Linked DNA regions of Homo sapiens: region 2 is linked to region 1. Evidence: read pairs that join two places in POLR2A ChIA-PET (ENCODE). Cell type or tissue: PC-9. All regions are shown on one strand. Each heading gives the region's core, and the rest is flanking DNA. Links, peaks and the distances in the headings are about the cores only. Region 1 overlaps BATF (basic leucine zipper ATF-like transcription factor). Region 2 overlaps TMED10 (transmembrane p24 trafficking protein 10).

Region 1 (5,381 bases), core at 113-5,112:
AAACAGTCTGGATTCCTGGATGCCAGACCCCCAGAGGTTCCAATTTAATTGTTCTGGAGTGGTTGCAGGCATCAAGACTTTAAAAATGCTTCCTAAGTGAGCCAAATGGGCAAAAAATCATGTTCATAGTGGATTCCTTTTAATAATAACATAAGGCCAGGTGCAGTTGCTGTAATCCTAGCACTTTGGGAGGCTTCTTTGGCAGGAGGGTCATTTGAGCCCGGAAGTTTGAGACCAGCCTGGGCAACATAGTGATACCCAATCTTTACAAAAAATTTAAAAGTTAACCAGGCATAGTGGCACACACCTGTAGTCCCAGCTATTTGGGAGGCCAAGGTGGGAGGATCATTTGTGCCTGGGAGGTGGAGGCTGCAGTCAGCCATGATCGCACCACTGCACTCCAGCCTGGGAAAAGAGTGAAACCTTATCTCAAAATAATAAAAATATAACATAACTATATAGTGTTTGATTTTATTAAATTTGTTTGTTAACAAACAAATTAAATTTGTGAGACTTGCCCAGTTGTGAAAGGCCAAGCCCCTGAAACTACTGATATCCTTAAAGAGTTTATATTTTTACATATTTTCATTTTATTAAATATGTATTTTATTTTATCATTTATAGTATAATATTAAAAAATTTAAAGAGTTGGGAGACTATTTCTAGTTAAAAAAATTTCTAAAACAAAATGTCCATTTAAGCACACTACTATTATATTCTTAAATTGGTGGAAACAATTCTAAATAGTCCAGCACAGTTCATTCATATAATGGAAAGGCAAGAGCTCAGGGATCTATTCGTGTTTCATTAATTATAACTTTAACCGTTTCGTTTCCTTACCATTTACATTGTTGAGCTCTGTGAGGGCAGGAGCTATTATTGTCTTCACTGTTTTGTTCTCAGTGACAAGGACAGTGCCTGCCATAGAGTAAGTGTTCGATCAAATCACGTTGCTTGACTGCCAACTTATAATCTGGAATAATTTTCCAAAATCTGAGATGTGCCTATGAAGAAGGGTCAGCTGAGTAAATCTGTGATGTCCATGAGAATTCCTAGAGAGTGATTAACCACCACTCAAACACTTTAATAGCTTCTACTTTGTAAATCTGGGATACTTCCAAATGAATCCAAGAGATTCATTTTTTCAAAAGGCCTAGGTCAAACCTCTGTTTATTCCCCAAACTGAACCAACAGCGTGGGAGTGGCAGAATTACAACCACTTTAAGAACTTCGTCGTGCCATTTCCCTAGTTCAAATTTGACCCTCTCTCCATTCATACCCAACAAAGGAGACTTGCCTAGTTGTGAAAGGCCAAGCCCCTGAAACTACTGATATCCTTAAAGAGTTTATAAGCAACCAGAAAGAAGAACGTGTGTGTTCATGTAGGATAATATATCTGATTGATTTCTAGGAAAAGGGCAGGCTGTCTGCATTAAACAAAGGAACAGTGTAAAAAAAAAATGACAATATTGCTTTGTTCTTACATTTGCCCTCTCAATTAAACGGTCAAACAGCCTAGTGAGGTGCTATTGCTTCTCAACTTATGATCAGAGTTTAGGTTCAGAGAAATCCCCCAGGCAGGGTTTGAATTAGTTGGGTCCCCACCACATGCCCCATCCAGTTCCTGCTCCTAGCAGCACAATTGCCTTTATTTTATTTTATTTTATTTTATTTTATTTTATTTTAAAGACAGGATCTTGCCCTGTTGCCCAGGCTGGAGTGCAGTGGTGCTATCACAACTCACTGCAACCTCGACCTCTTGGACTTAAGCAAATCTCCCGCCTCAGCCTCCCAAGTAGGTGGGACCATAGGTGCATGCCTGGATATTTAAAAAAAATTTTTTTTTGTAGAGATGGGGTTTCACTGTGTTGCTCAGGCTGGTCTCGAACTCCTGGCCTCAAATGATCCAACCAACTCGGCCTCCCAAAGTGCTGGGATTACAGGTGTGAGCCACTGTGCTCAGCCCTACAATTGCCATTATTACTGAGTTCCTCCTCACTCCCTTATGGTCTTGAACTTGGTCTCCACCTTACCAAGCACCTTTCTGACCTTTGCCTGGCCTCGCAGCTTGGCCTCAAGGCTCTCTAGGCTGAGATCACCCTCTCCCCAGATCTTTCCAGTCTCCTCTTTGATTCACCTTTGATCTCAAATTCCAGGGCCTCAGGAAGGCCTCCCCTGATCGCTGCCCCAATCCCGTCCCTTAGACACTTTCCACATTGCATGATTTCATCTTCTTTGAAGCACTTTACATGTCATGTGATTAGTGTGTTTATTTGTTTTCCAGCCTGACTTCCAACTGACTGTAAGGTTCGTGAAATCAGAGACTCTGTCTGTCCTGTCCCTGCAATATTCTCAGTGCCTAGAACGAACTGTTCCTGGCTGATAAATATTTGTTGAGTAGATGAATCACTTCCGCTGATCTCAGCTCTAGTACTGATAATATGGCCTTTGCTTTATAATTTTCTGTGTCATCCTACTCTCTTAATGATAAGACATATTCTTATGCCAGCTGAGTACCCTTTTTTAGTTACAGGGTCCTCAGTTGCAGGAAATCACATTTTGGTCATAGGAATCCAGTCCCCTCTACTTGACTCTGAACTTTATCACTTCTGAGTTTTCATAAGAGCTTCATGTCATCTTTCTTGGTTTCCCTGTCTAGGGTGACCAGACATTTACTGGGACACCTGTTTTCCTGGTGTAATATTTACAAGTTCCATCTTCCACTCTCGAAGTATTCCTATTTGGGGTATAAATTATAAGGTCTCCTACCAAAACCTGATCCCCAAATTCGAGCTCAGTAATATTGTCTCTTTGTACTTGATGTCCTCCAGAGTTCCTTCAGCTCTCTATTTGGCCATTTTCTTCTGTTTCTTTAAAAATAAAAAAATACAGTATAACTACATTAAAGATATTTTTTAAAAGTTAAAAACGCCCATGATCCTAGTCCCTTAATACAGCTGTTTTCATTTACACATATTGAGATCTCATCCTTTTTGTTGACACAGGGTCTCACTCTATTACCCAGTCCAGAGTGCAGTGATGTAATCAGGGCTCACTGCAGCCTCAACCTCCTGGGCTCAAGTGATCTTCCCACCTCAGCCTCTAAAGTAGCTGGGTGCAAGCTACCACGCCTGGCTAATTATTTTTATTTTTATTTTTATATTTTGTAGAGACAGGATCTCACTCTGTTGCCCAGCTTGGTCTCAAGTCATCCTCCTGCCTTGGCCTCCGTATGTATTGGGATTACAGGCATGAACCATCCCACTTGGCCATCTCATCCTTTTGAACAAACATGCATACTTATTTTTACAAAATTTCAATCATAGTACACATACAATTTGTATTTTGCTTTCTGTCATAACTTTGTCACATCTACATAGTCAACATAATTTTTAATGACTGCATCATCAAATTGATTATCCACAATTTACTTAAAGTGGTCTTCTAATGCTGGACATCTTGGTTGCTATCAAATTGTCACTATTAAAAATAATGCTGAGATGAACATCGTGATGCACACTGGGTTTTGTCTCTGTTCAGTGATTTCCTTGGAGAAATTCCTAGGAATGAAATGAATGAGGCAAAGGAGGCATTCAATCTTCCCAGTCCTGAGAAGTATTACTGAAAAGGGGTCATATCAAGTATATAATGTCACCACTAGCGAATGCTTCTATCCATTTCACTACAACCTCACTGGCATTTAGGTGTTATAATTTTAAATAATTTACTTGTTGCCAATTAGCTTGATGAAGGCTTCTTAATTTCATGTTAATGTTACAGGTTGTCAAGTATTAAGGAGAAAGAACAACTTTCCATGTGTCTTTCTCCTTAGTGTAGCGTTCTCAACTAGGACTGATTTTGCCTTTCCAGGGACATTTAGCAAGTTCTGGAAATATTTTTGGTTATCAAACTAAGCAGGGTGAGGGGGTGTTCTACTGGCATCTTGTGGGTAAATTTTACATTTTACAAGGCACAGGACAATCCCCAACAACAAAGAATTATCGGACTCGAAGTATCAGTTCCACTGGGGTTGAGAAACCCTGCCTTAGTGTGTATCGTTTTCATAATCAGAATAGGAAATTAGGGTATTTTCATTTTGGTAGGAAAAATATTATGTAAGCTTTCTGTTCATTGCCTCTGCCCACTTGTCTATTGGAGTCCTGATGTTTTGCTTTATAAGAGTTTCTTTCTGTAGCATAAATATTAAACCTTCATTTCTTTAATTTGATGCAAATATTTTCCCCAATATGTCACTGCCCTTTCTAATTTTGGATTACAACTTTAAAATCTCTTTAAACAAAGAAACATTTACACTTCAGCCCCTGTCAAGTTTGGACTCACTCTCTTTCTGGTCTCATGTATAGCCGTATGTTCTGGAGCTGATGAGTGTCTAGGCAGTTCAAGTGTTCTGGTTAATGGCCTGCTTCTTGGCCCACCTTTGCAATAGGCCTTATGTAAACACCTGCCTAGTAAAGCTCTGTTCAGCAAAGTGGCATGAAACAAAAGCAGACTGGTGGGAAGGCAAGAGGTTTGGGTTCTTGGGCGTCCTCAGTTTCCTCATTGGAAATGTGGCAAGTCACCCTAGAAGATCTCTGAGTTCCCACTTAATTCTGAAATTTTATCAACAAGGTAGTATGACTATTATGATTGTTATTCCCTCCACAAGCCATCATGTGAACCCGTAGTGGAACCCTCTACAGATATCCCACAATCTGAAGGGGCCTTTATACTGTGGACCCAACCCACCCCTCCTAGGAAGCAGGGGACTAGACTAAGTTCAAAAGAGGGGAGTAAGAAAACCTCTGAGAAGCTTGCACAAGGGCACTCTGGGGAGACTCCCATTCTGCTCAAGAGAAGGAAGTCTGGGTGCTGCTGAGAATAGCTCCATCAAGACATCTGCTGAACAGGCAGCTGTCAGTTTGTGACCTAGGACCATCATCCTATGTAGACAGACAGTCATTCTTTTTTTTTTTTTTTTTTTGAGACGGAGTCTCACTCTGTTGCCTTGGCTGGAGTGCAGTGGTGTGATCTCAGCTCACTGCAAGCTCCGCCTCCCAGGTTCATGCCGTTCTCCTGCCTCATCCTCCCGAGTAGCTGGGACTACAGGCGCCCGCCACCACGCCTGGCTAATTTTTTGCATTTTTAGTAGAGACAGGGTTTCACTGTGTTGGCCAGGATGGTCTCAGTCTCCTGACCTCATGATCTGCCCACCTTGGCCTCCCAAACAGTCGTTCTTTACAGCATCAACACCAGCATGGAGCTGGACTCCCAATTTCCAATATGCCTCCCAAACTTAGCCATGCCGACCCGTCATCGGTAAGACAAGCAGTTAGGGGTGGTGGATTTCCTTGATGTGTTTTCCCTCCCCAAATGAAAATAGC
Region 2 (5,381 bases), core at 245-5,244, 390 kb after region 1:
GATTTCTTTCTCAGGAACAGGGCGGATACCTGACCAACTCGTGATCCTAGACATGAAGCATGGAGTGGAGGCGAAAAATTACGAAGAGGTATGTCCTGCTCTAACAGCCAGAGGAGGCAGCAGTGTGCTATGCTGTGAGGTTTCTGTGACCTCGGCAGGCCAACAGGCTGTGCTTTGCCCAAAGGGCTGTGGTTTCTTAGCAGTCTTGTGACAGCCAGCCATGATCTTACTGATACAAAAAGTGGTATTAACAGCCTTAGCCGGGCGCGGTGGCTCACTCCTGTAATCCCAGCACTTTGGGAGGCCAAGGCGGGTGGATCGCCTGAGGTCAGGAGTTCGATACCAGCCTGGTCAACATGGTGACACCAAGTTTCTACTAAAAATACAAAAATTAGCCAGGAGTGGTGGCGTGCGCCTGTAATCCCAGCTAGTCTACTCGGGAGGCTGAGGCAGGAGAATTGCTGGAACCTGGGGGGCAGAGGCTGCAGTGAGCCGAGATCGTGCCACTGCACTCCAGCCTGGGCGACAGGGCAAGGCTCCATCTCAAAAAAAAAAAAAAAAAAAAACAGCCTTGAAGAATAATTCTGGCTGTGCTGTCAGCCAAAGACTGAACAAACTGTCCCACAGAATGTTGGTTTGATAAAACACTGAAGCATATGGCATTAGTTCTCTTGAACTGTGTGTGTGTAGAGAGAGATATTTTAAATTTTTTAAAGCTGGAATTCAGTTATTTGTTAATGCCCAAGGTTAAGAAAAGTGATTTGTTTTTAATTCCTAAGACTTTTTCCCCAAGACCAACAGTTGTATATCTATCTATCTATCTATCTATCTATCTATCTATCTGGGGCATGGATTCAGTGCTGTTTAGTCTTGAACAACTGTTTTGTGTTTGGGAAATAACAATAGTCAAAGATAGTTTTTAGTTAAAATAATTTCAAACTTTCAAGGAAGAGGGCAGGATGGAGGAAAAAGCTGCAAGAGACTAGGAATGGTGATAATAGAAATTTGATGCTGATAAGAAGTTATTTATTATAGACTAATAAAAACTGACACTTATTTGGGTGACAGGGAGATGGAGGTGTACACAGAATGAGGAGAAGGACAACAGCCTTTTTCATCTCTGCGAGACTTGGGGGCAGCACAAAAGGGTTCTTCAAATGAAGGGCACCTTTGAAAAACCACAAGAACTATTTAAGACTAGATAATTGATCTTTACAGAAAGATAAGAGTATTTTTACCCAACAAAACAGTACGTAAGGGCATGAAGGAGGAGTGGGGTACAGGAAATAGAATGGGCTTTTGAAGAATGCAAACTAAGTAAATGAAGGAAAATTGGTTTAAGTGATTTAGGAAAATTGTCTAGGAATAGTGGAACAGAAGTTGCTCTCTCTTTGGACAGCACTTTGGAAGGGAAATATCCTAAAATGGAAGAAGATTGGAAATGACTGGTTAATTCTGCAACAGGAAGTAGTACAACAGTTGCAGCTCTTTCCTTGTTCAAATCCTCAATTGAATGAAACTAGGTAGCGTTATTTAGAGGCAGTAAATAGGAGCAAGTGATACAGTTGTGAATGGGAGACAGTTTCCGGTAGAGAATTTTCAATTGTTTGTTTCTGTTTCCAGGCTAGTTTAATTTAAATAAATAAAACAAGAAGACCTCTTTATTTGATGAACTTGAGTAAATTGAAAAATTTTTTTAAACCTTCATGATTCAGAAGAATCTTAATTATATTTAAATAAGATTATGTTAAAGTGCTTTTATAAGATATAAAACACTAGGGAGAATGTTCTCATTATTATAAGGTAGAAGAATAGGTAAAATGATTTCCAGTTTGTGGTTACTGCTTCTGTTCCCGAACTGTGGACCATTCTCAGTTGAATTTGTACTCTGTGGAATTTTACCTATTGTAATCTTTTTCTCCAACATGATGCCTGTCATTAAGGGTATTTATTTATTTATTTATTGAGATGGAGTCTCGCTTGGTTGCCCAGGCTGGAGTGCAGTGGCGGGATCTCTGCTCACTGCAAGCTCCGCCTCCCGGGTTCACGCCATTCTCCTGCCTCAGCCTCCCGAGTAGCTGGGACTACAGGCACCCATCACCACGCCCAGCTAATTTTTTGTATTTTTAGTAGAGACGGGGTTTCACCATGTTAGCCAGGATGGTCTCGATCTCCTGACCTCGTGATCTGCCTGTCTTGGCCTCCCAAAGTGCTGGCGGATTACATGCGTGAGGCACCGCGCCCAGCCCAAGGGTATTTATTAAATAACAACACATCAATGCCCTATTAGACAGTAGACATAGCTAGTTCCCCTCAAAAACAGATGACATTATTGTGGGTTTATATAAAGAATGCTTTGGACACAGCTGTCGTATAGCATTTTAGAACCCCTATACCTCCTGGAATTTCCATCATCCTTGGACTTTATAGACATTAGGAAAGGGGCTTTATCTTTCCTGACCTTTTGCTTAACCCAAGAGGGGAATCCCTAGCCCAAAGAAAACCACGGTGCTTCCTTTGCCTGCTTCCTGCTTCAGACGTCTGACATGTCCTAAGCCTGCCTTTACGCATGTAGTTACAACACAGCTCCAAGGTTCTGCTTCTTAACCAAGAAACTCCTCCCCACTACTTTCTTTAACATCTATCCCCACCCTCCTGCCCTTCACCCCTGCTCCCCAGCAGCAGACCAGATTGATGTAGAGGAGGAATGGCTATGACACAGTCCGAAGACCAGCCCTTTCTTCAGTCTGCAGCAAGGCTGCCTTGAACCTTGCTTAGAAATGGCTGTTAGCTGGCAGGGCACGGTGGCTCACACCTGTAATCCCAGCACTTTGGGAGGCCAAGGTGGGTGGATCACCCAAGGTCAGGAGTTGGAGACCAGCCTGGCCAACCTGGCGAAAACCCCATCTCTACTAAAAATACAAAAATTAGCCGGGCATGGTGGCGGGTACCTGTAGTCCCAACTACTCGGGAGGCTGAAGCAAGAGAATCACTTGAACGATTTAATTTCAGGCCCTTGAGATAATGGAGAGGCTTTATCTCCAGAGGATTTGGAATCTTTGGCATCAGCATTAAGATTCGGGAATGTGGCATACTTCTTTAATTTTCATGTCCAACACATCTCTCCCTCATATCTGTGGACTCATAATTCTGAAATCCCATGTGGTCCTGTAAGATTGAATAGTAATTGTACCACACTACCTACCTAAATTGTTATTAATTAATCCATGTGAAATTGCTATGTAACACAATACAAATGTAAGATGATATTATTTGGAAGACAGAATGCTTGTCATACTGTGAAGAAGCATTAAGTCTTGTTGTTTGAATTCTTTAAAGAGAAAGAATGCCTTTGTCCTCGGAAATAAAGCACTTTTGATTTTGATTTCTTGCATTTTATTTTATGAACCTCTGACCACTGTCTCACTTCTGCCCTTCAGAGGGTGTATCTTTGTAGATTCAGGATGTGAACCGAGCCACTTCTTTTTAGTTTGTCATCTGTGAACTAGAGCAGTTGTTTGTAGGGACTTACTGTCTGTGCAGTTGGGAGAATGCAGGCAATTACTGTCCGACAAAGAAGGAGCTATCTGACACATCTTCTAACTCCTGGGCTGTGTGTCCCACGAGTAAAATACCGCTTTGCCTAGGCGATTCTATTTGTCTGTCATTTGCTATCAATCTATATTCCAAAAACACAGCTGCCCTGGTTGGAGCAACAGCTGAAGACTTTCCAAAAGTTCTGTTTCTCTGAGTGCTCTCAGGAAGGAGGAACTCTGATTCCATGTACTAGATCCAAAGTCCTTTTTTTTTTTTTTTTTGAGACAGAGTATCACTCAGTTATTCAGGCTGTAGTGCAGTGGCGTGATCTTAGCTCACTGCAACCTCTGCCTCCCGGGTTCAAACAATTATTCTGCCTCAGCCTCCCGAGTAGCTGGGATTACAAGTGTGCACCACCACACCCAGCTAATTTTTGTATTTTTAGTAGAGACAGGGTTTCACCATGTAGGCCAGGCTGGTCTCCAACTCCTGACCTCAAGTGATCTGGCCACCTCGGCCTCCCAAAGTGCTGGGATTACAGGCATGAGCCACTGTGCCAGCTCTGTTATGTTTATCTTGCTTGTGTTAGACTAGATGGTCTTCACATTTATTGCTGTGCTCCTGGAGTTGGTGGGGGCTGTGGTGGGAGGCATGGAGGCAGCAAACTACTTTGACTGAATTTGTCTTGTCACAAGAAGCTTCTCTCTTGGATCTTGATGCTCCACCAAGGAAAAGAATTTAGAGATTCCCTAGAGGTTAGATTAACACCTCTGTTTTAAGAAGCAGTTTTTTCAGAGAATTAATACCTTTTCTTGGTACAGTTACATATAACTCTGTGAACTCTTTAGATTCAAATCTTCATTATAATGGAAGATTTGGATATGGTTTTAGAAGAGTTTAATTTTACTGGTATTTTGGAGGTGTTATACAGAAAAAGGCTTTGTAACTTGTAGCTTTTCCAAACAGTACCTACCATGACCAGTAAGAATGATGTTAATAGATATGGTGGTAGAGAAGGCTTTCTCCTAGGCGGCGGGCCTCATGAAAATAGATGCAGGCTGGGCGCGGTGGCTCACACCTGTAATCCCAGCACTTTGGAAGGCTGAGGCAGGTGGATCACCTGAGGTCAGGAGTTCAAGACCAACTTGGCCAACATGGTGAAACCCTGTCTCTACTAAAAATACAAAAATTAGCTGGGTGTGGTGGCAGGCGCCTGTAATCCCAGCTACTCGGGAAGCTGAGGCAGGAGAATCATTTGAACCTGGGAGGCAGAGGTTGCAGTGAGCCAAGATCGTGCCACTGCACTCCAGCATGGGTGACAAAGCAAAACTCTATCTCAAAAAAATAAAAAAAAGAAAGAAAAAAAATCAATGCAGAGTGCTTTTAGTATACAAGAAACACTTGCTTCAGGGGACCAGCAGCACTTAGCTACTTTGAGAAAGTTGGCTTCTTTGAAGAAGGCATAGAGTGGGCAGAACAGGTCAATTACAAGTGTTTACCAAGTCTCAGGTCTTTACGACTATATAAACTATAAATCATTTTAATTTCCTTGAGTTCAGGAGCCAAACTAGTGTGGAGGGACAGGATAAAAATAAAACAATTTGTGAATATGACAATATATGATTGAGTGTTAACTGTGTGACACAGTATGTGTTGTAGGGCTTCAGGGAAGACAGTGTGGACAAGAGTGGTTGAAGGAGGCTTTCAAGGAGGCTTGAAAGATAGGTCAGATTTGGGTACAGAGAGCATAAATGCTTTTGGAAGTCAGGGATTCTGTTCTCGAATTTTACAGCAGAGTTTGGCAGTTTAAATGCTGTGATCACCCTGGGTAGGGAGTTAAGAGA

The links. ChIA-PET counts read pairs that join two places held together with the same protein. Peaks named below come from ENCODE experiments on the same cell type or tissue, not always from the same donor. Only the 100,000 strongest peaks of a DNase experiment are listed, where the experiment ranks them.
Region 2: POLR2A ChIA-PET joins it to region 1 with 13 read pairs; 3 of 35 experiments call an interaction of 5 or more read pairs at or near these places.

The regions. Positions count from the first base shown.
Region 1 is chr14:75,533,028-75,538,408 of GRCh38, reverse strand. The region is part of intron 2 of BATF (basic leucine zipper ATF-like transcription factor); the gene reads right to left. Among named protein-coding and RNA genes, the nearest start is that of BATF, 13 kb to the right of the region's middle. RefSeq lists an enhancer at 4,738-4,807. In PC-9, for the core only: no CTCF peak of the experiment used is centred there; a DNase peak (open chromatin) is centred at 2,308; H3K27ac peaks cover 4,187 bases.
Region 2 is chr14:75,142,371-75,147,751 of GRCh38, reverse strand. It overlaps TMED10 (transmembrane p24 trafficking protein 10), which reads left to right. Exons shown (of 5, transcript NM_006827.6): 3 at 15-88. Among named protein-coding and RNA genes, the nearest start is that of NEK9, 18 kb to the right of the region's middle. RefSeq lists silencers at 1-46, 1-286. In PC-9, for the core only: no CTCF peak of the experiment used is centred there; no DNase peak of the experiment used is centred there; H3K27ac peaks cover 1,149 bases.